Linked DNA regions of Homo sapiens: region 2 is linked to region 1. A link is a loop called in an ENCODE intact Hi-C map of the cell type or tissue named here. Cell type or tissue: tibial artery. All regions are shown on one strand. Each heading gives the region's core, and the rest is flanking DNA. Links, peaks and the distances in the headings are about the cores only.

Region 1 (8,096 bases), core at 97-8,096:
CTGCATATTGCCTTTTCCCTTTTATTTATTTCCCAGCTGAGATCTTGCTTTCAAATGTATCTTCCCTCTTAAAGAGTTATGTGTGATATCTGTAATGAGGCTCTGATAAGTAATGCAGTAAAGAATTTGTCTTAGGAAGATACTAATTTCACTCTGTGGAACAGTGTTCCAAGGGTCAGCAAGTTCAGAACAGGCAGAGATGGTGGCTTTTATGGGCCTCCTTTTTGTTTTCCAAATACCCTACTCACCTCTCTGCTTCTGTTCCAGGGCTCAGGAGGAAAGTACAGGGCTGCTGAGCGGCCTCCGGATCTGGCACACACAGCTGCTCCCAGGCGGGCTCCAGGGCCTCATCCTCAACCCCATTTTCCGCCAGAACCTCCGCATTGCCCTTCTGGGTGGGTATGTCACTTCTCTCTCTTCCTAAGCTAGGGCAGGGGAACTGCTGCTTATTAAACCACTAATTAAACTTTGGGAGGGGGAGCTCCTGGGGGCCTCCCCAGAACCTTGTGGTCTCCACGTTGGGAACTCCTTTAGGAGTAAGTTGGACCAGATGTAGTGTGTGGTGTAGGAAATGTCCCCCACTCATGGCCCCTGAGGATAAGGGTGGAAAGATGGCAGAGGGCAGCAAGGAACACAGACAGGGTTCCTTACTCTTTTTTTGTTGTTCTGTTTTGTTTGTTTTTGAGACAGAGTCTCACTCTGTCACCAAGGCCAGAGTGCAGTGGTGTAATCTTGACTCACGGCAGCCTCTACCTCCTGGGTTCAAGTGATTCTCCTGCCTCAGCCTCCTGAGTAGCTGGGATTACAGGCACCCACCACGACGCCAGGCTAATTTTTTGTATTTTTAGTAGAGATGGGGTTTCGCCATGTTGGCCAGGCTGGTCTTGAACTCCTGACCTCAAGTGATCCGCCCATCTCGGCCTCCCAAAGTACAGGGATTACAGGTGTGAGCCACTGCGCCTGGCCAGGGTTCCTTACTCTTGGCCCATCCTGGCCGTAGGGGGAAGGCCTGGTCTGATGACACAAGTCAGCTGGGACCAGACAAGCATGCCCGGGACGTTCCCTCCCTTGACAAGTACGCCGAGGAGCGATGGGAGGTAAGCACTTGGGAGTGTGTGTGTCTCTGCTTGTGCTTCTACTTCCCATGGCCCTTGGGGCATGGTCTCCCTGTTCTCTTCTGTTCTTCAGGTGGTCTTGCACTTCATGGTGGGCTCCCCCAGTGCAGCTGTCAGCCAGGACTTGGCTCAGCTCCTCAGCCAGGCTGGGCTCATGAAGAGGTGAGGAAGCCGGAGGTACAGCAGCTCTCTGCTGTGCCATCTCCTTGGGTCCCTAAGAAATGGTATCTGGGGCTAGTCAAGATCAGAGGACATTAGCTGGAAAAGGCAAGCTGAGTAGAATATAGCCAGAGATACCAAGAAAAAACGTGAGTGGACAAGTGGGGATAGTAGTCTTTCTCTGCATATCACCATCATTGTCCTGGTCTTTGTCTCTAGTACTGAACCTGGAGAGCCGCCCTGCATTACTTCCGCTGGCTTCCAGTTCCTGTTGCTGGACACCCCGGCTCAGCTCTGGTACTTTATGTTGCAGTATTTGCAGACAGCCCAGGTGAGGAGGCAGGGCCACTTAACCAGCATGCTCTGCTCCTCTCAGGTCTCACTGAGAGACTCCTGCCTACAGACTGTTCCCTGATTTTCTCTTCTCTGTCCCTTTCTTCCCATTGTCTCCCTCCCATCCCTCCTCCTTTGTCTCTGCCTCTTTCTCCCTAGAGCCGGGGCATGGACCTGGTAGAGATTCTCTCCTTCCTCTTCCAGCTCAGCTTCTCTACTCTGGGCAAGGTAAGCAGGGGGCTGAAAGGTATAGAGATGGGAAGGGGAAAGCAAGTTGTGGGGCAGTAGAGTAGACTGAGAAGATAAGAATGAAAACAGAACGAACAGAGATGGAGAAAGAAAGAATGAATGTATGGGGTTGGGGGTGGGTGGGTTGTGTTTTGGACCCCAGCTGGAAACCTCTGTTCCTCAGGATTACTCTGTGGAAGGTATGAGTGATTCTCTGTTGAACTTCCTGCAACATCTGCGTGAGTTTGGGCTTGTTTTCCAGAGGAAGGTATGAGCGCCTAGATAAGTGGCTTCCAGGGAAGAAACAGGGTGGTGTGTTGCCTTTGCCTTTAAAAAGGAGTGGGGTCTTGGGGCAGTAGCAGGAAGCAGTTGCCAGAACTGAATACTTGGGTCTCTCGGGGGAGAGAAGTTGGGGGTTGAGGTTCTGCATCTTGGGAGGGATCTGATATTTCAGGCAGGAAGATGTAAGGCAGTGACTTCTGAGACAAGGCATCTGCCTTTCTATTCTTTTCAGAGGAAATCTCGGCGTTACTACCCCACACGCCTGGCCATCAATCTCTCATCAGGTGTCTCTGGAGCTGGGGGCACTGTGCATCAGCCAGGTTTCATTGTCGTGGAAACCAATTACCGACTGTATGCCTACACGGGTGAGGCGGGACAGAGGGCCCCTGGAAGAGGAGGTTGGGGGTGAGGGAATGCCAGTTTATGTTCGTGTTTACCTGGCAGTCTACAGAGCTCTCTGACATTTCTCATGACACTTGAAAGAAGGGCTTGAGGGAGTCTGGGTGTGGGGGTGGCCTCCTCATCCTCTTTCTATCCCTGGCTCAGAGTCGGAGCTGCAGATTGCCCTCATTGCCCTCTTCTCTGAGATGCTCTATCGGTTCCCCAACATGGTGGTGGCGCAGGTGACCCGGGAGAGTGTGCAGCAGGCAATCGCCAGTGGCATCACAGCCCAGCAGGTATTCCCACTTGGGAGAGGTGGAGCAGGAAGACAGGCTGCACTTGGGCTGCGGGGGACAGGGGTCACATTATGGAAGGCTAGCTCTGAGTCTGTTATAATAGGTGGTGGTGAGTTGTCTGTGTTTGAAGAGAAATGAAGGCTTTGGGTGTGAGAATAGGTAGACCCTTGAGGGGAAAAAAACATGGAGGGAGGAGGTATAGATCTGGATTTGTGCCTCGGCACTGCCACATCCTAACTGCGTAAACTAGACATAGTTGTTTTGCCTCTGTGAGCCTCAGTTTCCTCATCTAGTAAATGACAGTTCTTACCTCAGGGTTGCCGGGATAATTCATTGGAAGAATAGGGGCAAAGCATTGAGCTCAGCACCTGTCATGCAATAAATGCTAAAAAAAGAAAATAGTAGCTGCTGCTATTTTAAAGAAAGAAAAACAAAACATTACTGGAAAGGGCGAATGTGCCAGAAAAGGAATATCCCACGTTGCTGGGAGCAGCAACGTGGGATAACAGCTGAACTGGGATGGGTGGAGTTGATGACAGGAGTTATGAGTTTTTAGAATAAGCTGATGTTCCAGTGACATTAGGTGACAGCTCAGATGGCTTTCCTGCCTTCTTGCTGGAGCCCTCATGCCATTCTTGTCTGTTTTCCTAGATAATCCATTTCCTAAGGACAAGAGCCCACCCAGTGATGCTCAAACAGGTATAGACAGGCTCCAAGATGTCAGAGGCTGGCAGCTGGTGATGACATGATGGAAAAGAAAAAGGGGCATCCAAATCTGGGGAAGAAACAGAGGGCCGGGTTGTCTGGGGCAGTATTCTGAGTCCCTACAGTCAACCCTTGCTCCTTGCAGACACCTGTGCTGCCCCCCACCATCACCGACCAGATCCGGCTCTGGGAGCTGGAAAGGGACAGACTCCGGTTCACTGAGGGTGAGTAGCTTCTGGTGGCCAAGTCTTGGTCATTGGCCAGAGAAAGGGCAGACAGTTCAGTCTGCATTTTATTTTTTACTTCATGGACTAGGAGAGAAAAGCTGGCAAGACAGTTTTTTGTTGTTTTGGGGTGAGTCGGTAGTAAACAAATCGTCCCAAATCAATGCACTTTGGATTTGGCTAGGTGAGGGAATAATTCACAGTAATTTGTATTAGGCCTTTCTGAATATGGCTGGATCACACTGGTGTTAAGATGAACCCCTGAGCAGACAAGCATAGAGAATTAGTTTGTAAAATTGCGGTGGGGGCAAGCCCAGACCGCGTCCAGGGCTGCCACCAAGGAGCTGGGGGGATTCCCAATAGGAGCTCCGAGCTTCACTTTCTCGTCTTCTCCCCGCGCCCCTCCCGTCCTGCCGACCCCAGGTGTCCTGTATAACCAGTTCCTGTCGCAAGTGGACTTTGAGCTGCTGCTGGCCCACGCGCGGGAGCTGGGCGTGCTCGTGTTCGAGAACTCGGCCAAGCGGCTCATGGTGGTGACCCCGGCCGGGCACAGCGACGTCAAGCGCTTTTGGAAGCGGCAGAAACATAGCTCCTGAGAGCGCGGGACTTGGACACGGACCTCGGCGGGCGGGACTGGGCGGGGCGGGGCATCAGAACTCAGGTGTTTTTTATTTACGCGTCAGGGCTTTTCTTGTTTAATAAAGTTATGATAGCTAGCAGTGCGGTCCCGGGCGCCTCCCCGTGGGGTTTGCCTTCGCGGCGGACTCGCTCCTCTGGTCTACAGCCTTTGGACCGGTAGGGAGAGGGTGGGGCCAAAGCCAGCTGCTGCGCATGCGCCGGCCGGGGCCCCGCCCCCATGCGCCGCGCGGCTCCAGGGCCACGTTCCAGGGTCGGGTTTGGTGGATTCCTCAGTCCCTGCCGCCGCGGGGCGCCCTGGGATAGCGGCGGGGCCTCCTGGTGAGCGCGCGCCGGGGCGGCCTCCGGGAAGTGGGAGACGCTGCGGGTCCTGGGCCCAGGCCTTGGGATGGGCGGGAAGGCTTGGCCGCGCCGGGCTGTGGGCACTGCAGGAGGCCCCTGTGCAGGTGGAGATCGCCGCGGCCCTGGCGGGACTCCTTGCTGGCTCTTGGGCGCGCTGATGCCCATCATCTCCCTGAGTTTCTGAGCCCTATCTCTCATGTGTCAGTGGTCACCGCCGAATCCAGACACTCCGGCCCTGTTCCGGAAGAGCCCTGATATCCGTGGCTCCATGGCGCTGTCTGTCGATACCATGCACTCTAGCTCTCAAGGAGGAAAGGTTTTGTGGAAGGGAATAGAGACTTGGAATAACAGACCTGTGCTAATTAGAGACAGGAAAGATGGAACAAGGGGAGTGACCCTTCTCCACCCCCATATCCTAATGTGCTCTCTCTCTATCCAGAACAGATCTCGGCCCCTTTCCAAACACTCCTGATGCCTCATTTGCCTCTCGCCTCTTTTCGACCACCATTTTGGGGGCTGAGGCACTCACGGGGCCTCCCCAGGTTTCACTCCGTTTCTACACAGTCGGAGCCCCATGGATCTCCCATCTCCCGGAGGAACCGTGAAGCCAAACAGAAGCGCCTGCGAGAGAAGCAGGCGACTCTGGAGGCTGAGATAGCAGGGGAGAGCAAGGTTAGGGGTCAGACAGCTTGTCCTTGGGTTTCTGAGACTTGAGAGGGGCTGGAGGAGACCGGCTGAAATGCAGTCTGGGGTATACTGGATCCCAGCCTCTTCTGCTTTCTCTTCTCAGTCACCTGCAGAATCCATTAAGGCCTGGAGGCCTAAGGAGTTAGTATTGTATGAAATCCCTACGAAACCCGGTGAAAAGAAAGGTAAGTAGAATAAGTAAGAAGGCCTTTTCTTTCACATATGTGTTGCCCATTTGGCCTGCCGAAATGCAGCCTGGGAACAAGTTCAGTGGTTAGTGGAGCTCTCCTCTGCCTTCACAGATGTCTCTGGGCCCCTGCCTCCTGCATACAGCCCCCGATATGTTGAGGCTGCCTGGTACCCGTGGTGGGTACGAGAGGGCTTCTTCAAACCAGAATATCAGGTTAGTATCTGGCAGGGAGGGGTCCTAAATTGTCTCCAGGACAGAGTGGCCCTTGAATACAACTGGACCTCAGAGTTGAGCTCACATTGTAGACCTTGTCTTCTTTCTGGCTCTGGTGTCTCCAAAGATTTCTCTTGGCAGGTTCCCCCTGGCCAATTCCCTCCTCTCCACTCTCCTCTTATTTGCAGGACAGTTCTTCCTTGAAGTTCTTTCTGTTCTGGAGACAGTAGAGGGTGCTCTTTCCCCAATCCAATTCTCTCTTGCCCCTTTGACTTTTTTTCTTCCTCTAGGCCCGGCTGCCCCAAGCTACAGGGGAGACCTTTTCCATGTGTATCCCACCTCCCAATGTCACTGGCTCCCTGCACATTGGCCACGCACTCACGGTGGCCATACAGGATGCCCTCGTGCGCTGGTGAGAGGGGAGTGGGGGCTGCTTGAGTTCTTGGAAGGGAAATAGGAAGGGCAGGAATGAGTGAGGATAAACATTTAAGCTCAGGGGCTCACAGGAGGGCATTTTTGTTGCAGGCACCGGATGCGTGGGGATCAAGTGCTGTGGGTCCCTGGTTCAGATCATGCAGGAATTGCTACACAAGTATGTCTTTTGTTACCTGTTCCTTTTCTTGGGCAAAAGCAATTTCTTCCCCCAAAGCAACCAAGCAACCTGACTCTGTTCATTTGCCCTGAATCCAACTGCAGGCTGTGGTGGAGAAACAACTGTGGAAGGAACGGGGAGTGAGGAGACATGAGCTGAGCCGGGAGGCCTTCCTTAGGGAGGTGTGGCAGTGGAAGGAGGCGTGAGTATGATGGGCAGGACTCGGGGGGCCCAGATGGCAGATTTGGTTTCTTGCCTCCCACCACTATCACTCCTGACTTGTAATCCTTGGCTCTTCCCGACACAGCTCTGACTTCCTCAGAGATGGAAGCTCTGGAGCCTGTTAACATTTGGTGGAGTTTCTAAGCCTTATGTGTGTGGATATTATATATGCATTAGAATATTCGTGTGTGTGTGTGTGTGTGTGTGTATTTATATATATATATATATTTTCTTTCTCTTTACTTACCCCAATTTCTCTTGTCTAAATCTCACCTTCTTCCACTCGCCCATTCCCACCTTTCAATTCCCATGGAATTACCCTCATTCTTCTGGGTCTGTTATCTCATGCCATCTCTGTGAAGCATCCTTGGATTTCCCACAATATGGCTATCCCTCCTCTCTTCCTATAGAATCTTTTGCCTCTTTTAATATCTTAGAAAACCCCATACTGGGTTTGTAAGTCCATTTCTATTAGCCTCTAGAGGCTAGATCAATGCCATCCTCACTTGATTTTCCTCCAACACCTGGCATTGCTGGGGGCATCGCTGGGCCTGGTACATAGGAAGTGCTTGGGAAGTGTTTGCTGACAAGGATCTCTCTGGGCACAGGAAAGGTGGAGAGATCTGTGAGCAGCTGCGAGCTCTGGGTGCCTCCCTGGACTGGGATCGAGAGTGTTTTACCATGGATGTTGTGAGTGTTCTGTGCCTTGGTCCCTGTGAGTGATGGGCGATGTTTAGGGATCTGTGTGGGGCAGGGAGGAAGCAATGCCTGGGTCCCTGAGCAGGGTGATGGGCTGAGAAGTGGCTCTTAGAGGTGGACACTCAGGTCATTCCAGGGCTCCTCAGTGGCTGTGACTGAAGCTTTTGTGCGGCTCTACAAGGCGGGGTTGCTGTACCGGAACCATCAGCTTGTCAACTGGTCATGTGCTTTAAGATCAGCCATCTCGGACATTGAGGTGAGGCGGAGAGAGGGAAGCAGGTTTGTGAGAGCTCTGAGGCAGAGTGGTCAATGATTAAGAGCTCAGACTCTGGAGCCAGGGTGCCTGGATTCAAATCTGATGCCTGCCTGTTACAGCTGTGTGGCTTTTGGCAGGCCGTTTAGTCTCTTTAAGCCTCAGCTTCCTCAGTCTGTAAATTAGAGATGATGGAATGCTTGCATCGTGGGGGTGTTGTAAAAATTAAATGAGAATTCACATAGGTGCTTGGCAAGATACCTGGCCATGGCTTAAGTGCTCAGTGAATATTTATTAGAAGTGTGACTGCACGAGCATTGGGTGAGGGCAGAGGGAGGTAGCTCCCGAATCCTCCAAATGGCTTTTAGATGGATTGCAGGGAGGCTGGGCAGATGGATGAGTGGCAGAGTGAAGCCTGGGCATGAGCCTTGCAGAAAGGCTGCCCTCTGACCCAGCTTTCTCGGTGCCTCCAGGTGGAGAACCGGCCCCTGCCTGGCCACACACAGCTTCGACTGCCTGGCTGCCCCACCCCCGTGTCT
Region 2 (14,362 bases), core at 1-8,000, 420 kb before region 1:
GCTGGGACTACACATGCGTGCCACCACACCTGGCTAATTTTTTTTTTTGTATTTTTAGTGGAGATGGGGTTTCACTATGTTGGCCAGGCTGGTCTCGAACTCCTGACTTTGTGATCTGCCTGCCTCGGCCTCCCAAAGTGCTGGGATTACAGTCGTGAGCCACCGCACCCAGCCGCACCTACTCTTTTGTAAAGCACCTGTGACAATGAAGGACAGATTTATCACCTTGACGATTGTGGTGATGGGGACCTGATCCCAGCAGTCACAGGTCACAGGGGAAGGTCCCTGCTGAAGACAGACCTCAGAAGGGCAGTTGATCCAGGACCCACACCTGCTTTCTTCACGTTTCCTGATCCTGCCCTGGGTCTGCAGTCACAGTTCAGGAAACTTCTCTGGGATCCAAAACTAGGAGGTTCCTCTAGGACCTTATGGCCCTGCCTCCTCCCTGGCCCCTCACAGGACATTTTCTTCCAACAGGTGGAAAAGGAGGGAGCTACTCTAAGGCTGAGTGTAAGTGCGGGGCGGGAGCGTGGAGGAGCTCGCCCACCCTATAATTCCTCCTGCACCACATCTCCTGTGGGCTCTGACCAGGTCTTGTTTTTGTTCTACCCCAGGGAGCGACAGTGCCCAGGGGTCTGAGTCTCACAGCTTGTAAAGGTGAGATTCTGGGGGTCTGAAGTGGGTGGAGGGTGGGGCAGAGGGGACAGGACTGGGTTGTGGGGATTTTTTGATTCAGAATTTTTGAGTGTGTGGTGGGCTGTTCAGAGTGTCATCACTTACCGTGACTGACCTGAATTTGTTCATGACTATTTTCTTCTGTAGCCTGAGACAGCTGCCTTGTGTGCGACTGAGATGCACAGCTGCCTTGTGTGCGACTGAGATGCAGGATTTCCTCACGCCTCCCCTATGTGTCTTAGGGGACTCTGGCTTCTCTTTTTGCAAGGGCCTCTGAATCTGTCTGTGTCCCTGTTAGCACAATGTGAGGAGGTAGAGAAACAGTCCACCTCTGTGTCTACCATGACCCCCTTCCTCACACTGACCTGTGTTCCTTCCCTGTTCTCTTTTCTATTAAAAATAAGAACCTGGGCAGAGTGCGGCAGCTCATGCCTGTAATCCCAGCACTTAGGGAGGCCGAGGAGGGCAGATCACGAGGTCAGGAGATCGAAACCATCCTGGCTAACACGGTGAAACCCCGTCTCTACTAAAAAATACAAAAAATTAGCTGGGCGCAGAGGCACGGGCCTGTAGTCCCAGCTACTCAGGAGGCGGAGGCAGGAGAATGGCGTCAACCCGGGAGGCGGAGGTTGCAGTGAGCCAGGATTGTGCGACTGCACTCCAGCCTGGGTGACAGGGTGAAACGCCATCTCAAAAAATAAAAATTGAAAAATAAAAAAAGAACCTGGATCTCAATTTAATTTTTCATATTCTTGCAATGAAATGGACTTGAGGAAGCTAAGATCATAGCTAGAAATACAGATAATTCCACAGCACATCTCTAGCAAATTTAGCCTATTCCTATTCTCTAGCCTATTCCTTACCACCTGTAATCTTGACCATATACCTTGGAGTTGAATATTGTTTTCATACTGCTGTGGTTTGAATGTTCCCTCCAACACTCATGTTGAGACTTAATCCCTAATGTGGCAATACTGAAAGGTGGGGCCTTTGAGATGTGATTGGATCGTAAGGCTGTGCCTTCATTCATGGGTTAATGGATTAATGGGTTATCACAGGAATGGGACTGGTGGCTTTATAAGAAGAGGAAAAGAGAACTGAGCTAGCATGCCCAGCCCACAGAGAGCCTCCACTAGAGTGATGCTAAGTGGAAATGTGAGGTGCAGCTGCCACAGAGGGCCCCCACCAGGGAAATGTCTAGTGTCTAGTGGATCCAGGCCACAGGAGAGAGTGCCTTGTGGAGCGCTGGGAGCAGGACCTGACCACCACCAGGACCCCAGAACTGTGGAGTCAGTGGCAGCATGCAGCGCCCCCTTGGGAAAGCTTTAGGCACCAGCCTGCAACCCATTCGAGCAGCCACGTAGGCTGCACCCAGCAAAGCCACAGGCACGGGGCTACCTGAGGCCTTGGGGGCCCAATCCCTGCTCCAGTGTGTCCGTGAGGCAGCACACGAAGTCAAAAGAGATTATTCTCTTCCCACAGATACCTTTTCTCTCCCATGACCCTTTAACAGCATCTGCTTCATTCCCCTCACCTTCCCAGGCTGATCTGAGGTAAACTTTGAAGTAAAATAAAAGCTGTGTTTGAGCATCATTTGTATTTCATTTGTGCGTTTTGTGCCTTGTTGTTTTAATTTTTTAACCACATTCAAGCTATCCTTTGGCTTCCAATGCCATGGTCCACCCAGAACTGCATTCACTGGCCCATGTTCTAGTTCTGGTCATGCCGACTTTCCCGTTTTCCTGGTGAATCCCTGTAATCACCTGAGTCTCATTCTGTCAGGTGATATCCAGTAAGAAGGCAACATGTGCGGTGAGAAAGCCCAGGGAGTCCTGGGTGTGAATTTTTACTTTGCCATTTCTTCCTGTGTGACACGCGGTGGGGCTTCACCTGTCTGAGCTCCAGTTCCTCATCTTGTACGTGGCACTGTTTTCTTGGGAGAGTCATTATAAAGCTAATATAAAGTACCTGTACTGTGGTTTGAATGTGTCCTCCAAAAAGCATGTGTTGGAAACTGAATCCACAATGCAACCATATCGGGAAGTGAATCCTAATGGCTGGCTGGCCATGGAGGTTCCAACTTTATGAATGGATTAATACTGATTATAAAAGGGCTTGAGGTTGAGGCAAGTTCAACCTCTTGCCCTCACTCACCCACTTGCCTTTACCAAGAGATGATACAGCAAAAAGACTCACCAAATGCCGGGATCTTGATATTAGACTTCTTATCCTCCAGAACCATGAAATAGGCTGCTTTGCTTTATAAATTACTCAGTCTGCGTATTATATTACAGCAACACAAGATGGGCAACCTGATACTTAGGTTTCAGTTAGTGGTAGATATTTTTATTTCAAGCATTCCTACTGGAGTATTAGTTTCTTCATAAGCCCAGAATCTTTGCATTTTAGCAACAACAAATAAGTCTTTTTTTTTTTTTTTTTTGAGACTGAGTTTCACTCTTGTCACCCAGGCTAGAGTGCAATGGCATGACCTTGGCTCACTGCAAACTTGGCCTCCCAGGTTTAAGTGATTCTCCTGCTTCAGCCTCCCAAGTAGCTGGGATTACAGGCGCCTGCTACCACGCCCAGCTAATTTTTGTATTTTTAGTAGAGACAGAGTTTCATCATGTTGGCCAGCTGGTCTCGAACTCCTGATCTCAGGTGATCCACCCACCTTGGCCTCCCAAAGTGCTGGGATTATAGGCATGAGCCACCACGTTCCACCAGAAGTCTTAATTAATGCAAAGAAAATCAATCTATAGATTTGATGGAAATTTGGACTCCTATATCCTACTTTTTATCCCACTCCTATATACTACTCATAAGGAGTATAGAACTATTTTCCTTCTCTACTTGGTCTGCCCATTTCTACTTCCTGCCATATCGGCAGGCTATGTTTGCCTCACCTCAAAGATCTGCCTTCCTCAGTTTTAGATCTTAAATCTTTTTAAGCCAGACTCCAAGGGATCTTTAACAAATATTTATCGAACCCTTCCTGTGTTCAAAGAATGTTGTGAGGTCCAGGGTGGGACTAGGGGGCGAGAAAGGTTCCTGCGCTGAAGGAATCTAAGATTTAGTAACAATGAATAAACAGACTTGAAGATAACTATTGTGGTTAGCGCTGAAAGAAACGTACAAAATGCCAAAAGTCAAGGAGGAAACTATGTTTTCTAGGACAGTGGTTCCCAACATTTTTGGCATCAGGGACCGGTTTCATGGAAGACAATTTTTCGGAGGGGTGGTTTTGGGATGATTCAAGCGCGTTACCTGTATTGTGGACTTTATTTCTATTATTACATTATAATACATAATGAAATAATTATACAACTCACCATAATGTAGAGTCAGTAGGAGCCCTGAGCTTGTTTTCCTGCAACTAGACAGTCCCATCTGAGGGTGATGGGAGACACTGACAGGTCATCAGGCATTAGATTCTCATAGGAGCGAGCAACCTAGATCCCTCGCATGCACAGTTCACAATAAGATTCACACTCCTATGAGAATCTAACCCCACTGCTGATCTGACAGGAGGCAGAGCTCAGGCGCTAATGCTTGGTCACCTGCCACTCACCTCCTACTGTGCAGCCCAGTTCCTAACAGGCCATGGACCGGTACCAGTCCATGGCCCAGGGCTTGGGAACCCCTGTTTTAGGAGACTTAGGTTTTTCTAAAGGAAAAAATGTTTGAGTTATGCTTTGAAAAATGTAAGACACCACTGTAGATGTTTTAATCAGGGAATTGGGTTATTACCAAAAAAAAAATGTTGGAAGATGAAAGAGCAGGTTCTTTATGCCTCCTGGCTTGACCCTGGAACAATTTAGAACCAGCCCAGTGAGGCATGTACTCCCCATGAGGCCACACAAGAGCTGTGCTTTCTTAGATCTGGATCCCACTACCACATAGGGGTTCCTGGGCACCTGGACACCAGGGAAGAGGGGTCAACCAGGTCCCACTCCTCTGGCATGACACTCAGTGATTCAGTCAAGATACTGTTGGGAAAACAGCCCATGCCATGGGACTTCCCCATGGTCGGAAAAGTCTTGAATAGCTAAAAGCAAAACAGGATAGTTAGGCTGCATTATGTAGATAATGGTGACTCATGGGCAGGCCCTGCCTCCTTGGGCCATTGTATGTGAACAGATCTTTGTGTGATTATGGGATAATTCTGGGTTCTTTTCTCCATGTGCCTGTTCTTAATTGGCCCAGGAGAGGGAACCCAAGGGAAGGAGGAACCCGAGTGATCTTGTCCTCTTTTGACATCTCATTTCTAGCCACAAGGTTATGAATCATAGATCTCCAGAAGTCAGTGGTCCTAGAGGAAAAAAGCATCTGCCATAGCAGCAGAATGACAGGGAGACAGCTATTCCTATTACTAGAGTTTTAACAGCCCCTCTCAGCCAGCTAGCCCAGACTAGGATCTTAACGGGGGCTGGGACTTACTTCCATATATTGTAAATGATGTAACCTTGTCTTCATGATGACCTTAAATATATCTTGATGAACAGTATAAGAAAGCAAATGAAGCCTGGGCGCGGTGGCTCACGCCTGTAATCCCAGCACTTTGGGAGGCTGAGGCGGGTTGATCACCTGAGGTTGGGAGTTCAAGACCAGCCTGACCAACACGGAGAAACCCTGTCTCTACTAAAAATAAAAAATTAGCTGGGCGTGGTGGCGCATGCCTGTAATCCTAGCTACTCAGGAGGCTGAGGCAGGAGAATCGCTTGAACCCAGGAGGCTGAGGTTGTGCAGTGAGCCAAGATCACACCATTGCACTCCAGCCTGAGCAAGAAGAGTGAAACTGCGCTTCGAAAAGAAAGAAAGAGAGAGAGGGAGGGAGGGAGGAAGGAAGGAAGGAGAGAGAAAGAAAGAAAGAGAGAGAGAAAGAAAGAAAGGAAAGAAGGAAAGAAGGAAAGAAAGGAAGAAAGGAAGAAAGAAAGAAAGGCAAATGATCACTTAGAGGATTTTGTTTGGTAGTTAAAACCATTTTGAAACAGAGGGAGGGAAGAAATCACCTATGCTTCCTCAGTGGTAAAGAGACTGGGAACCACCACGCCAGAGTTAGAAAATATGAGGCAACAGAAGGGCTGTTATATGTAGTGAAAATTTCCAAACCCGGTCCCCTGGAGGGAATACTTGGTGACTGGGCCTTAGAGGAAAGAGATGCTTGTCCAGCCCATTGCCTGTGTGTCCAGGAGAGACTGTGCCCACCTTGAGAGACTGAGAGAAGACCCTAGTGAGGAGAAGCCCCCAGGCCAGCCGTCAGCACAGGGCATTGGAGGTCCCCAACCAGCTCCAAGTCCTGAACAGAGCACAGCCTCCAGAGGTTTGTACTGTTCATACCCAGCAGAGGCTGTGTGCCAGCCCTCCCCATGCAAATCAGCGTCCCTGCAGGGTATGTAAAGGACCTCTACCTATGCTTTCTATGGGGGAACAAATATCCCATGGGACACTGAAAGACTATGGAACATTGTAGAACATGTATTTACCAAACTGTGTCCAACTCAGAGCCTAAATTGTTTATTGGTGCTGTTTCAACCAGTACACGTGATTCTTTTTTTTTTTTTTTTTTTTAGTATTTATTGATCATTCTTGAGTGTTTATCGGAGAGGGGGATTTAGCAGGGTCATAGGACAATAGTGGAGGGAAGGTCAGCAGATAAACATGTGAACAAAGGTCTCTGGTTTTCCTAGGCAGAGGACCCTGCGGCCTTCTGCAGTGTTTGTGTCCCTGGGTACTTGAGATTAGGGAGCGGTGATGACTCTTAATGAGGATGCTGCCTTCAAGCATCTGTTTAACAAAGCACATCTTGCACCGCCCTTAATCCATTTAACCCTGAGTGGACACAGCACATGTTTCAGAGAGCACGGGGTTGGGGGTAAGGCTATAGATCAACAGCATCCCAAGGCAGAAGAACCTCTCCCAGTACAGAACAAAATGGAGTCTCCCATGTCCACCTCTTTCCACACAGACACAGTAACAATCTGATCTCTCTTTCTTTTCCCCACATTTCCCCCTTTTCTATTCGACAAAACCGCCATCGTCATCATGGCCCGTTCTCAATGAGCTGTTGGGTACACCTCCCAGACGGGGTGACGGCCGGGCAGAGGGGCTCCTCACTTCCCAGACGGGCCGGGCAGAGGCGCCCCCCACCTCCCGAACGGGGCGGCTGGCAGGGCGGGGGCTGCCCCCCACCTCCTGGACGGGGCGGCTGCCGGGCGGAGACGCTCCTCACTTCCCAGACGGGGCGGCTGCCGGGCGGAGGGGCTCCTCACTTCTCAGACAGGGCGGCCCGGCAGAGACGCCCCTCACCTCCCAGACGGGGTGGCGGTCGGGCAGAGACACTCCTCAGTTCCCAGACGGGGTCGCCGCCGGACAGAGGCGCTCCGCACATCCCAGACGGGGCGGCGGGGCAGAGGCGCTCCCCACATCTCAGACGATGGGCGGCCGGGCAGATACGCTCCTCACTTCCTAGATGGGGTGGTGGCCGGGCAGAGGCTGCAGTCTCGGCACTTTGGGAGGCCAAGGCAGGCGGCTGGGAGGTGGAGGCTGTAGCGAGCCGAGATCACGCCACTGCACTCCAGCCTGGGCAAGATTGAGCACTGAGTGAGCGAGACTCCGTCTGCAATCCCGGCACCTCGGGAGGCCGAGGTGGGCAGATCACTCGCGGTCAGGAGCTGGAGACCAGCCCGGCCAACACGGGGAAACCCCATCTCCACCAAAAAATACAAAAACAAAAAAAACCAAAAAAAAAACCAAGTGATTCTTTCTGCAGAGGACATCTTGGCTCTTGGCACTCCACCACAGACTTGGTATGAGATCCTGGCTGAGCACTTTTTTTTTTTTTTTTTTTTTTTTTTTTTTTTTTGAGACAGAGTTTCGCTCTTGTTTCCCAGGCTGGAGTGCAGTGGCATGATCTTGGCTCACTGCAACCTCCGCCTCCTGGATTCAAGCGATTCTCCTGCCTCAGCCTACGGAGTAGCTGGGATTACAGGCATGTGCCATCACGCCCCGGCTGATTTTGTACCTTTAGTAAAGACGGGGTTTCTCCATGTTGGTCAGGCTGGTCTCGAACTCCCGACCTCAGGTGATCCACACACCTTGGCCTCCCAAAGTGCTGGGATTACAGGCGTGAGCCAACGCACCCAGCCTGGCTGAGCACTTTCAAGTCTCATTCCTAACATCTGTCAGTTAAGCTGGGATAACAATTATCTGACTGACTGCACGGAATTCTGAATGAATTGAATTGGATAATACATGTAAATCCTTGTGGTGGGAATTTGGGTGCCATTTTCTTTGCATTATGAAAATCCAGGTCAACTCTTCTTTCTTCTCCCAATTGTTTTTATTGCACATCTATAAAAACAAGAAAAGAATTTTCTTGCTTTTCTTTTTTTTGAGACACAGTCTCGCACTGTCGCCCAGGCTGGAGTGCAATGGCACAACCTCTGCTCACTGCAAACTCTGCCTCCTGGGTTCATGCCATTCTCCTGCCTCAGCCTCCTGAGTAGCTGGGATTACAGGTGCATGCCACCACGCCCAGAAAATTTTTTGTATTTTTAGTAGAGACGAGGTTTCACCGTGTTAGCCAGGATGGTCTCAATCTCCTGTCCTCATGATCTGCCCACCTCCGGCTCCCAAAGTGCTGGGATTACAGTCATGAGCCACCGCGCCTGGCCAAGAATTTTCTAATAAACAAGAAAAACCTCACCTGTAATCCCACTACTTGGTACAATAATCATACTTATTTTTCTTTATTTCCTTCCAGTGTGAGCAAGGACAATTTAGCTTTGGGAACCCACAAAGAAACCATTTCAATTAAAAGCACAGGAAGCCCCACCAGTCCCATGAGGTTTTTGCCACCCCTAAGTAGTTCCATATGAGAAATTAAGAGTAGCGATGCTTGCTTTGAGGAATTGGAGGGAAAACTAAAATGAAAGTTGAATTTGGATAAGAGAAAAATCAAGGGCACTCACTCTTCCCAACCCCAGCCTGTCTGACTCTCTCCCCATCATCCTCCTCACTACTTTCAGGCAGGGTGGAGATAGCACCAGGGGGAGATTCTGGGAGACAGGGCACTACTGCAAGAACAGCAGGACAGCCCCACTGGTGGCTGTGGGATGCTCCGTGGCCCTGCCTACTGCTGTTCTGGAGGATGCACCGCCTCGCTTTCCTTTCTGGTGTTAGAGCCAGGTGACTCTGTCCAAAGAGTAGGTTCTTTTTCCCCACAGAGGCAAACAGGAAACGTTTCCTTTCCTAACTAGCTCTGCCTAGTGCCTGGAATCTTACTGAGTCAGTCCCGCAGTAAGTCAGCAGCTCAGGAAATCTACCCTCTCTGAGCCTCCCTGCAGTTCAAGCTGCTTAGGGAACTTGATATTTTCAAGACATCTGTCTACACATGGGCAGCCCAGCCGCCGAGTTAGTGGTGGCAACCAAAGCGAACAGAGGACTTGGCTTCCTGAAAACAGAGGCAAAGAAGTATAGCTATCCAACCTTCTGAGTCTTGTCTCTATATGGAGATGCCCATATGGACAAATAGGGTCTGGACAAGGGGAAGGGTTAACATGAGAAAGTCACATGATTTCTGCTATGCTATTCCTCTGTGCGCTTACCCTTTCTGTTTCTAAATATTTCAGCTAAAAGACAATAAATACTGCAACCCTTACATTCCTTCAGCCCTGCTTTCACTTGTCCTGGGTGTCCTGACTGTCATCTTCATTCATTTATATCAAACACCATTCAATCAATACTTACTACAAGCAAACTATATGTGAGATCAAGAGTACTATTCAAAATAGTTGACAGCTGGTATGGCAATGGAAATTAATATATAAATAAAATTTTCCCAATTATGCTATTTTTCTGTCCTAACTAAATGATTATAAAACTACTTACCAAGTGACACAGTTGAAATATAAATAATTTCTTAAATAGTTATAACAATTTCCAAATTATTTATTGATTTTTAAACATTTTTTGCATTTCTTAGGTGGTAATTATTGGTTAAGTGATATATGCCTATGTTAGCCATGATTTGACAAAAGAGCCTTGTATAAGCTTCTGATAATTTCCCCATTAAATTGTTTGTATATTATGACGTATGTAATCAACTATATTGTTCATGGTGCCAAATCCTCTCTCACTTTAGCAGCTATGTTAAAGATTTTTTAGCCCTTGAACTGCTGTCTGAAATTCTTTTTCTTTCTTTTTTTTTTTTCTTTTTTTGAGACAGTCTCACTCTGTCGCCCAGGCTGGAGTGCAGTGGTGCGATCTTGGCTCACTGCAACCTCCACCTCCCCGGTTCAAGCAATTCTCCTGTCTCAGCCTCCCGAGTAGCTGGGATTGCAGGCACATGCCACCACGCCCAGCTACTTTTTGTATTTTTAGTAAAGAGGGGGTTTCACCACGTAGGCCAAGCTGGTCTCAAACTCCTGACCTCAAATGATCCACCTGCCTCGGCCTCCCAAAGTGCTGGGATTACAGGCATGAGCCACCACGCCTGGCCTAGAAATTCTTTTTTTTTTTTTTGAGACGGAGTCTCCTGTCGCCCAGGCTGGAGTGCGGTGGCGCGATCTCAGCTCACTGCAAGCTCCTCCTCCCGGGTTCACGCCATTCTCCTGCCTCAGCCTCCTGAGTAGCTGGGACTACAGGCGCCTGCCACCATGCCTGGCTCATTTTTTGTATTTTTAGTAGAGACGGGGTTTCACCATGTTAGCCAGGATGGTCTCGATCTCCTAACCTTGTGATCTGCCCGCCTCGGCCTCCCAAAGTGCTGGGATTACAGGCATGAGCCACCGCGCCCGGCCTAGAAATTCTTATTATTTAATATCTCCGTTCACTCCACCACAAAAATCAATTAATAAAAGCCATCTTTAATAAGTAGGCTTAATTGTATTGATTAAATTAAAAATTGTCTTGATTTAATTGGTTACATCTATGAAGCTTTGTAAACATCCTTCATGGTTGACTTAATTTAAAAATTTTAAGTTCTTAATATATTTTACTTTTGTCATCAAACTACAATTGCAATCACATAAATTATTAGATAATCTAATTGACTTTTTCTCTTGAAGTTGACATTTTTCTTTCAAATGGTATATCATATTTTTAAACAATACTATCTACTTTTTCCCCTTTGCTTTATGTATTTAATTTTATATATTAACTGATTCTTATTTTTCTACAATTAATCCAGCTTCTGTAATTTTTAATATTTCCTCTGGAAAGGATAAAGATAACATTGACATCTCTGTTAATATATAAGTTATTAACGTCAAATTTCTGGGAAAAAAAGTTTATGTCCTAAACACTTACTACTCCCATTTCACAACTTCTATTAAAGTGAATATAAAAGGTTTGGTACAATTCCCTAATGCTCTTGGCATCCCACTATTACAGAGTGCCCAAATATGCTTTCTAGTTTCATGACTTCAATTCCAGTATCTTTAGAAATATTTTTAATTTTCCCAAATGCTTATTTCATATGTAGTTGTGAATATAAAGTTTAGTGAGGCAAATATTTGAAGTAATTTTTCATTTAAACATTTTACTGCATCATCCTGACATCACTGAATACAGTAACTTATATAGTACCAATTTAAAATATAAAGAGACTTTTTTTTTTTTTTTTTTTGAGACAGATTGTCGCTCTGTCACCAGGCTGGAGTGCAGTGGCATAATCTCTGCTCACTGCAAACTCTGCCTCCCAGGTTCAAGCGATTCTCCTGCCTCAGCCTCCCAAGCAGCTAGGACTATAGGTGCATGCCACCACGCCCAGCTAATTTTTGTATTTTTTTGTAGAGACAGGGTTTCACCATGTTGGCCAGGATGGTCTCAATCTCTTGACCTCGTGATCTGCCTGCCTTGGCCTCCCAAAGTGCTGGGATTACAGGCATGAGCCATTGTGCCTGGCCATATAGAGACTTCTCTAAAACTTTGGCTTCTCTGAACTTTCTCTGTGACATATACTAGAACCATCTGTAGCATTGTGTAACCATTTCACATCAAAACCACTTTTCTTGAGCACTGATGAGTAAGTAAGCTTGATACATCATTTCAGTTCCTCAGATGAGCAAAAATCATTAGTTTTATATCATCAGTTTTATAAGTCTGAAATTTAGTATTTAAGTCACTAATAAAAACACATTTTTGTGGCCGGGCGTGGTGGCTCACACCTGTAATCCCAGCACTTTGAGAGGCCAAGGTGTGCGGATCACGAGGTCAGGAGATCAAGACCATCCTGGCTAACACAGTGAAACCCCGTCTCTACTAAAAATACAAAAAATTAGCCGGGCATGGTGGCAGGCGCCTGTAGTCCCAGCTGCTCGGGAGGCTGAGGCAGGAGAATGGTGTGAACCTGGGAGGTGGAGCTTGCAGTGAACCGAGATCGCGCCACTGCACTCCAGCCTAGGTGACAGAGTGAGACTCCGTCTCAAAAAAAAAAAATTTTTTTTTGTTACATAATTGAAGCTTTCTTGGTGATGATTGATTGCCTAGATTTATAAATTTACTAAAAAGTTGTCTCATCATGGTAGATATACGTTTTGTGACCATTGTAACCATTAATGTAGACTGCAATGATATGCACTATTTACAACCTTTTTTAAGACTCTATTTAGCAGTAGACTAATTACACAGTAGGTAATATTAGCATTCTAATGGTACTTTTTCAATGTTTTGTTCTTTTTATGATACAAAGTATTTCAGGGGATTTATTATTTCAAAGACTTCATTATGTGAAGCTCATTCATAATATTCTTCAAATTCTTCTTATTACTAGTTTTTCCCTGAATTCTGAGCACCGACAATATGCTAGAACATTCACCTTTTCACACATCCACAAGATGTGTGCTTTGCATATCGTTTTCATTTAATATTTACATTTCAAGCAATAATCAGCTACCTGTGAGTTTTGTCAAAATTATCAGGGGTTTTTTGTTTGTTTGTTTTTTGACATGGAGTTTTGCTCTTGTTGCCCAGGCTGGAGTGCAATGGCGCCATCTCAGCTCACTGCAACCTCCACCTCCTGGGTTCAAATGATTATCCTGCCTCAGCCTCCCCAGTAGCTAGGATTACAGGCATGCACCACCACACCTGGCTAATTTTATATTTTTAGTAGAGACAGGGTTTCTCCATGTTGGTCAGGCTGGTCTCGAACTCCCAACCTCAGGTGATTCACTCACCTTGAGCTCCCAAAGTGCTGGGATTACAGGCATGAGCCAATACACCTGGCCAATTATCAGGTTTTTAATTAAATTTTAGAAATGTGAATTATTGTTTCCTTTGAACTGAATCTTATGCAATACTGAAAGCATTCCCACCTGCCATAATCTTTGCATATCAGTTGTTCCAGGCTGTGATTCAATATTAATACCATTGGTTTCATGATTTGTCTCAGATTCAGAAGAGTCATGTTTACAGTATCTAAAAGCAATGTTTAAAATGTATGTAGGCCTGGCACTGTGGCTTATGCCTGTAATCCCAGCACTTTGGGAGGCTGAAGCTGATGGATCACCTGAGGTCAGGAGTTTGAAACCAGCTTGGCCAACATGACGAAACCCCATCTCTACTAAAAATACAAAAATCGGCTGGGCGCGGTGGCTCATGCCTGTAATCCCAGCACTTTGGGAGGCCAAGGCAGGTGGCTCACCTGAAGTCAGGAGTTCAAGACCAGCCTGACCAACATCGTGAAACTCCGTCTCCACTAAAATACAAAAAATTAGCCAGGCATGGTGGTACATGCCTGTAGTCCCAGCTACTTGGGAGGCTGAGGCAGGAGAATTGCTTGAACCCGGGAGGCAGAGGTTGCAGTGAGCTGAGATTTCGCCATTGCACTCCAGCCTGGGCAACAAAAGTGAAACTCTGTCTCAAAAAAAAAAAAAAAAAAAAAACCCTTCTGTCTCAAAAAAAAAAAAAAAAACCCTTCTGTCTCAAAAAAAATAAAATAAAACAAAAATATAAAAATTTGGTGGGTGTGGTGGCACACACCTGTAGTCCCAGCTACTCAGGAGACTGAGGCAGGAAGATCGCTTGAACCTGGGAGACAGAAGTTGCAGTGAGCCGAGATCACACCACTGCACTCCAGCCTGGGCAACAGAGTAAGACTCTTATCTCAGAAAATAAGTAAATAGATAAATAAATAAAATGTATTTAAACTTTGTCACTTCACTCTTACTGTTTACTATTCTAAGTTCTTGAATTTATAGATATCAAAACACTGCACAGTTATTATTTCCAGATGAATAATAACACAATAACAATAGAAACAAGGAAAAGCCAAACAAATATACTATTTATAAGTTACAGCATGTGAGGATAACAATTAACTGATGATTTTCCTAAACCACAAAACAATGAATGTACAATGGTGACATGGCTGAACCAGCCGGTGGTGCCATAAATGATTCTCAGATGCTGCAGTGCAGGAGACCCATCCATTGATGATCACTGTGATAGACTAAGACAAATAGTTAATTAGTTAATGAGATATTAGAATTTCTAGTACTTATTAATTTTACCACCTATCACGATAACCATTCTATTTTCTGTAACAATCAGTATTGGCTGTACTAGTGCACACTGGCTGGATGCCAGTGTGTAAGACAATGCCATAAAGGGCTATATGAGCATTAGCTACTATGCTATGACTTTTAACATTGAGTTGATTAGGTTCAAGGGTCAGGTGGGGCAC

What was found. Peaks named below come from ENCODE experiments on the same cell type or tissue, not always from the same donor. Only the 100,000 strongest peaks of a DNase experiment are listed, where the experiment ranks them.
Region 2: a loop joins it to region 1, with 22 times the contacts of the local background. A loop is called at or near these places in 3 of 110 quality-filtered maps.

The regions. Positions count from the first base shown.
Region 1 is chr6:30,909,665-30,917,760 of GRCh38, forward strand. It overlaps GTF2H4 (general transcription factor IIH subunit 4), which reads left to right. Exons shown (of 14, transcript NM_001517.5): 4 at 268-399; 5 at 1,001-1,097; 6 at 1,189-1,277; 7 at 1,494-1,605; 8 at 1,767-1,835; 9 at 2,020-2,103; 10 at 2,350-2,482; 11 at 2,664-2,794; 12 at 3,446-3,493; 13 at 3,645-3,723; 14 at 4,147-4,442. The coding sequence ends at 4,319. It overlaps VARS2 (valyl-tRNA synthetase 2, mitochondrial), which reads left to right and starts at 4,574. Exons shown (of 30, transcript NM_020442.6): 1 at 4,574-4,680; 2 at 5,146-5,373; 3 at 5,492-5,573; 4 at 5,691-5,791; 5 at 6,082-6,203; 6 at 6,317-6,383; 7 at 6,488-6,585; 8 at 7,214-7,295; 9 at 7,441-7,560; 10 at 8,031-8,096. The coding sequence starts at 5,173. In tibial artery, for the core only: CTCF peaks have their summits at 4,660 and 6,013 (motif pointing right); DNase peaks (open chromatin) are centred at 4,242 and 4,597; H3K4me3 peaks cover 1,952 bases; H3K27ac peaks cover 4,031 bases.
Region 2 is chr6:30,491,927-30,506,288 of GRCh38, forward strand. It overlaps HLA-E (major histocompatibility complex, class I, E), which reads left to right. Exons shown (of 8, transcript NM_005516.6): 6 at 478-510; 7 at 615-657; 8 at 823-2,268. The coding sequence ends at 655. Among named protein-coding and RNA genes, the nearest start is that of HLA-E, 9.6 kb to the left of the region's middle. In tibial artery, for the core only: no CTCF peak of the experiment used is centred there; no DNase peak of the experiment used is centred there; H3K4me3 peaks cover 975 bases.